Regions from separate parts of the Mus musculus genome. Here region 1 is linked to region 2. The links are chromatin loops, found by intact Hi-C in ENCODE. Cell type or tissue: heart. All regions are shown on one strand. Each heading gives the region's core, and the rest is flanking DNA. Links, peaks and the distances in the headings are about the cores only.

What was found. Peaks named below come from ENCODE experiments on the same cell type or tissue, not always from the same donor. Only the 100,000 strongest peaks of a DNase experiment are listed, where the experiment ranks them.
Region 1: a loop joins it to region 2, with 3 times the contacts of the local background. A loop is called at or near these places in 10 of 42 quality-filtered maps.

The regions. Positions count from the first base shown.
Region 1 is chr11:106,082,737-106,085,644 of GRCm38, reverse strand. It overlaps Map3k3 (mitogen-activated protein kinase kinase kinase 3), which reads right to left and starts at 1,058. Exons shown (of 16, transcript NM_011947.4): 1 at 712-1,058. The coding sequence starts at 715. In heart, for the core only: CTCF peaks have their summits at 507 and 1,398; DNase peaks (open chromatin) are centred at 634 and 1,304; H3K4me3 peaks cover 2,047 bases; H3K27ac peaks cover 2,004 bases.
Region 2 is chr11:106,133,776-106,136,683 of GRCm38, reverse strand. The region is part of intron 6 of Map3k3 (mitogen-activated protein kinase kinase kinase 3); the gene reads right to left. Among named protein-coding and RNA genes, the nearest start is that of Gm10840, 24 kb to the left of the region's middle. In heart, for the core only: a CTCF peak has its summit at 1,366 (motif pointing right); DNase peaks (open chromatin) are centred at 1,293 and 1,893; H3K4me3 peaks cover 451 bases; H3K27ac peaks cover 965 bases.

The sequences.
Region 1 (2,908 bases), core at 228-2,727, 51 kb after region 2:
TATAAAAGCCGGGTTTTTCCAAAAGTAGGGTTTGAGTTATAACCCTCAGCGCTCAAGGATTCTTAACTTCCAGTAATCTGCGAGGAGCGCAGCTCGCATTTCTCAAGCCTGCTATTGCTAACAGGGATCCGCGTCGAATAGCGTCGCAGTGGATGCCCCGCATACCCTCCCCCCGCGTCCCCCTCCCCCGCGCAGGAGAGCGCACAGAGCTCCAGAGCAAAGCCCCGGGAACTCACAGGCCAGCCTGTGTGAGCAAAGGGAAGGAAATGACACAGGCAGGAAAAAAAAAAAAAAAAAAAAGCAAATCAAGGAAAAGACACAACAGCAGCTGGGCCTGCACCAGGCTCCAGCCCCGGCCCCACACTGAGCTCCGGCTCCCCCACCCTCAAGCTCGCGCGCCAGCTCGCTGGGGACCGCAGTGGGCCGCCCGACGGGCCTCGGTCCCGCAGACCCCTCCCCGGGATACGCCGGCCGCATGCCCGGAAAGAGAGTTGCCGAGTGGGTTTGGCCGGTAGGGCACCCCCGGAGGTAGCCAGAACGGCGCCCCGATCGAGGCACCGCGGAGAGGCGAGCGGTCCGCGATCCTCAGCCCCGGGCCCGGCGAACTGTCCATGCCTTGTCAGGCGGCGGCCCAGGGTCCTCCTCCCCTCAGCCTGGGGCGGGGCGTCGCGAAGCAGCGCGGGCACAGGCCGGGGCGGTGGCGGTACTCACCCATGGTGGCGATGGCGGAGGCGGCGGTGGCGACTACAGCCCAGAAGTGTCACCTCCGCAGCCGGGGCTGCATGCCGGGGGAGCGGGCGGCGGGGACGGCAGCGGGCCTGGCTCCGCGCGGGGGCCGTGGGCTGCGCTCGGGGCCCCCGCCGCCTCCCCAGGCTCCGGCTCCGGCCGCGGCCGGGCGCTGTGGCATGAGCAGGTTGGCCCGCTACATCCCCGGCGCTCCCAGGCTCGGCCCAACCCGGCCTCGGCGGCGCCACTCGACCGGGCCGCCTGCGAGTCCTGAAGTCCAGAAGACGCTCCGACCGGCCACTGTTCTCCACCTCAGGAACGCTCCGAAAAACAAACCGCTGGGCGCGCAGCAAGCCTTGCAGCCTGTCACTCATGCCAGCATCTGCCAATCGCATGCAGCCGCTGGGCCTTGGCACTACCCCCACTCTCATTACCAGCCAATAACCAGGAGGAAGTCAGATACTCCCGCCTCCTCCTCCCCGCTCTCTCCCAACGCCCTCACTCTCATCCGCCAGCTAATCACGACGGACCAATCCCGCCTACTCTCACAGGATGCCAATGGGCGAAGTCAAGGCGATTTCCGAGGGCTGGCTAGAGCCTGCCAATCACTGAGACAGCGCCCGTCCTCTCGCGCCTAGCCAATCACGGAGAGAGCGCTGAGTACCCGCCGCGGAGTGTCGCTAGCTGGCGCTCTCAGCCTCTCTGGCCAAGGTGTGGGCTGCTCCAATCACTGCTCCGGCTTGAGGCTCCGCCCACAACCCTCTGCTCAGTTGCGGAACCCTCGGCGGGCGCGCGGGCTGGCGCCGTTCCCCTCGGCGGCTACCCCGGCCTGGCGCCTTGCAAAGTCGTCTTCTGTAGAGGCCCTCAGAAAAAGAAAACCTTCGGCCCTATGGTTGTCGGTTGTTGGCGACCTCGAGGTGCTGAGGTGTCCGGCCCCTGCTGGGGCAAAGTGTCTGGCGCGGATTGGGCAGGGAAGGTTTGGCTCGATGCTTTCAGGCTACTTGAGCTGCGCGATACCCTGAGTAGCCTCGGCTTACAGGCAGGGGGATGGTCTTGTTACTTCTCTCATCCCCCTGGGTCTCAGACCTCCGAGGCCACACCTGATACTCCGTCTTCAAAGGCTAGGCTAGTGCTGGAATGTGGGTCCCCACATTCTGAGTTCTGCTAGAGTTGCTTTTGGACAAGTTTTGCTCTTAGAATTATAAAAGCGAGACACGTTTTTAAAAGAAAACTTAAAAGTGCAGGAAAACAGAAAGAAAAGCCCTACCCTGAAGATAGTTTTATCTATTTCCTACCTAGATATGCAACGTTAGACAAAAAATAACTTCATATTGTTTTCTGGTGTGCTTACACTTTTGTGCTTCCTGTGCCACTAAATATTGTCTCAAAACAATTGTACTGGCTGTGTGATCTTTCAAAAGAGCATTGTGATTAACTTTTTCAACCTCCATTGTTTCAATAATTCATACACCCAGTCTTAAGATTCCAACTCTACCACAGTTAGTGTGGCTTCCCTTTCTCTGGAGACAGTTCCAATGACATATTTCAGATTCCAGAAAAATCTGATGCCATTTTCAGTTGTCATTTAGAAACACTTACCTTAGGAGGTGGCTTTGGAGTATCAGATCTCTTAAGGAGTGTCTTACGCAATTCTTTTTCTTCATCCCCACTCTCAACCCATACTATTAACTTTATTGTCCTCTCTCTCTCTCTCTCTCTCTCTCTCTCTCTCTCTCTCTCTCTCTCGTGTGTGTGTGTGTGTGTGTGTGTGTGTGTGTGTGTGTACGAGGTGTTTGTTGTTTGAGACAGAGTCTCTAACCTAGACTGTCCTGGAACTTTTTTTTTTGTTTTTTTGTTTTTTTGTTTTCCGAGACAGGGTTTCTCTGTAGTCCTGGAACTTCTTTGTAGTCTGGTCTGAAACTCACAGATCTATCTGCCTCTACCCCCTGAGTACTGGGATTAAAATTAAAGGCCTGTGCCACTGTATCTAACTCGTTTTTCTTCAAACTCTCAAGTCTCATATTCTCACTTGATTAAGTCCCTAATTTATGCCGGGTAATGATGGTGAACGCCTTTAATCCCAGCACTTGGAAGGTAGAGGCAGAGGCAGGCAGATTTCAGAGTTTGAGGCCAGCCTGGTCTACAGAGTGAGTTCCAGAACAGCCAGGGTTACACAGAGAAA
Region 2 (2,908 bases), core at 323-2,822:
AGATATTTGATGAATTACCACCGAGAACACTTCCATTGATTCTTGGAGGCATCTGTTGGGGCTCAGGAGTCACCCCACAAACCACACAAAGACCAATCTCAGTCAGACAGGAATAGATTATTAAACATACACACCAAGAAATTCTACAACCATGAGCTTCACTTAGGGCCCGTCATAAAGTTCATATGAACGGTTTTGTCTAAAATAGCTTGAGTCCGGGCTGACCAGCAGGGAGCACTTCCTGCACCCGTGTATGAGCTCACTGTGGATTTTGCAGTGTTAGCCTTTATAAGCTGGCCCTAAGAAATGTTAGAGGTAGTAGCTTTCAGCTTCTGAGGTCTAAGCTATATCCCCTAGAGTGTATATTCAATAAACTATCCTTGCAACTCCAGAAGCCCAATAGCATCAACCCAAGGACATAGAGGGCTGACATAAAGCTATAATATTGTATTGAAAATAGGCAAAGAATTTTGTGTACTTCCTGTCTCAACCACTCCATCACAGAGTGAAAGCTACCAGTTCTGAAGTAAGTCAGTACCTGAGCCATGGTATTGAAATGATCTCAGCAGCCTGCAGGAGACAATTTATCTAGGTATTTTAAAGCTCTATAGAAACTAAAGCTGCTCTGAGTATAAATTTAGGGATATTCTGCCGTGAACTCAACTCACAGAGCAATAAAATCAGCTAAGATGCCAGGCAGTGATGGCGCACACCTTTAATCCCTGCACTCAGGAGGCAGAGGCAGGTGGATCTCTGTCAGTTCAAGGTCAGCCTGGTCTACAGAGTGAGTTCCAGGACAGGCAAGACTAAAGAAATGCTAAGATGACTCCTGCCTCCTGTGTGTCTGCTTCTTTCACTTTCACTAGTTCCATAATCCAGAATTCTATATTAAATCTCTTCTTTCTGAAAGAAATTACAATGGTTCTTTTCTAGCATTTGAACCCAAGATGCTCTAGAATAAGAAGAGACTATAATTTTACCTAGAACAAAACTTAAAAGTCTCTTATAAGTGATTAATTAGAAAAACAAAAAACCCTCTTTCTTGTTGGTGATATTTGATATTGATATTAGTAGTAGTAGGGGATTGATTCCCCCTGGCTTTGGCAGTTGGGATCAATCTAGTATACAAGGCCACTGCCGCAGACCCTGGAGGGCCTGGGGTGGGGGTGGGGTAAGAGCAAAGGTTTTCTGAGCTTTTATTTCCAGCCAGAGACTTTCACTTTTTCCAATCCACACTGTGGCCTACAAAAAACCAGCCTTGCTATCTGATGGGCGACATGCCAGGGGCTATTGTGCACAGGCCCACTGCCTGGAGCAGGAAAGGGAAGTCTCCCCAGACCAGTGACTATCAGAGGAAGCAAATGGAAACAGCAGGAGGCAGCATGACTGCTCCAGGGTATTTTCAGTTTTGTTTTTATCTTCATTTCAAAAACTGAGTCAATGAGAGGCACATCAACCGTTGAGAACAAGTGAGAGACGGACAGGCCATGATGCTGCTGAGCATATTTACTAGCAATGCCCAGGAGAGCTCCAGAAGGTGCAGAGCTCTACTATCAAAGCACAACTGACTCCACAGTCTTTGAGGGCACGCTGGTGGGAGGGATGGCAAGGGATGGGAGGGGGACTCCCAGGGGACAGCCTTTACTGATACTCCAGGCTGGCTGTGCTGCTCTAGCCACATCAAGAGGCCCAGGCAGCATCGCCGAAGCCTATCTGAAGAGCTTCCTCTGAAGGCATTCTAAATGGAAAGAGAAGTCCAGGGTTTAAGCATGAGCTGTTACAATTCGTCCCAGATTATGTCACTCTGCTAGTTTCTTTAACCCAGAGAAGCCGAGCAGAAACTGTTTGTATTCTGACTGAGGCTGAAATGCAGCCTCTCACTCTCCTCAGAGAACCCTCATCAGGAAGCTGATGCAATCAGGAAGCTGCCTCCACAGGGAGTTCTAGGGCTTTGGGTCAGTGTTAATGTGCAGGTCACTGCAAGTACAAAGAGATATTCTAAATCCTTTTCTCTTTTAGGGGACAGATGAGATAGGACAGTAATCTAATCTTTTTTCTTCTTCTTCAATAGAAAACTGGAAGCAACATTTCTTGAACTGCTAACATGGGGGATAAGGCTGTACAAAAATACTTCTCAACCTTTCTATCCCACAGACACTAGCAGCAACCTATGTTTCAGTTTTTAAGCAGGTATTATCATCATACACTTTATAATCTTACGTAGTATCACAGAATTTACTGTGAGGAGAAAAGAACCTCTGGAGTGAAGGAAGGAGACCATTTTATTTTCTCAATGTGTAATAGCAGAAACCACCTCAACCATCATGGTTTCTTGTCCCGGGACTGGAAGTTTATACTATGCAGTGTTTTGACTTTCTGCTACCAGCTATTGCTATAATAAGATTCCAGCTTTTCCCTTTTTCCCTTCATCTGAACTCACCCTCTACTTGGAGGTAGATATTTTTCTCCTTTTCACGGCATTACTGTCCTAGATTCCACAAAGCACCTCCTGCTGAAGTTCACATATCTGTGGTCTATTTGTCTTCCCTCTCTTTAGAAGCTTATTCCTCTCATTTGCTGAGATCTCTAAAATATTCTGATCATATATATGGTATACTGTATATGTGTATGATGATAGAGGCTGTGTGTGTGTGTGTGTGTATATATATATATATATATATATATGTATGTATAATACCACCCCACCCCACCCCTTAAGCCACTAGCTTTCACCAAACACCTTCAAAAGATCAATTGCCTCCACTGATCTTCAGGGTTGCAGTCTGGCCTGCTGACCATGGGATTAAAGTGGAAAAGCAAGAAAGGTATAGCTCAGGTAGAGCGCTGATAAGTATGGCTAGAGTCTTGAGTTCAACCCCCTGTACTGGGGGTGGGAGGGAAGACGGTG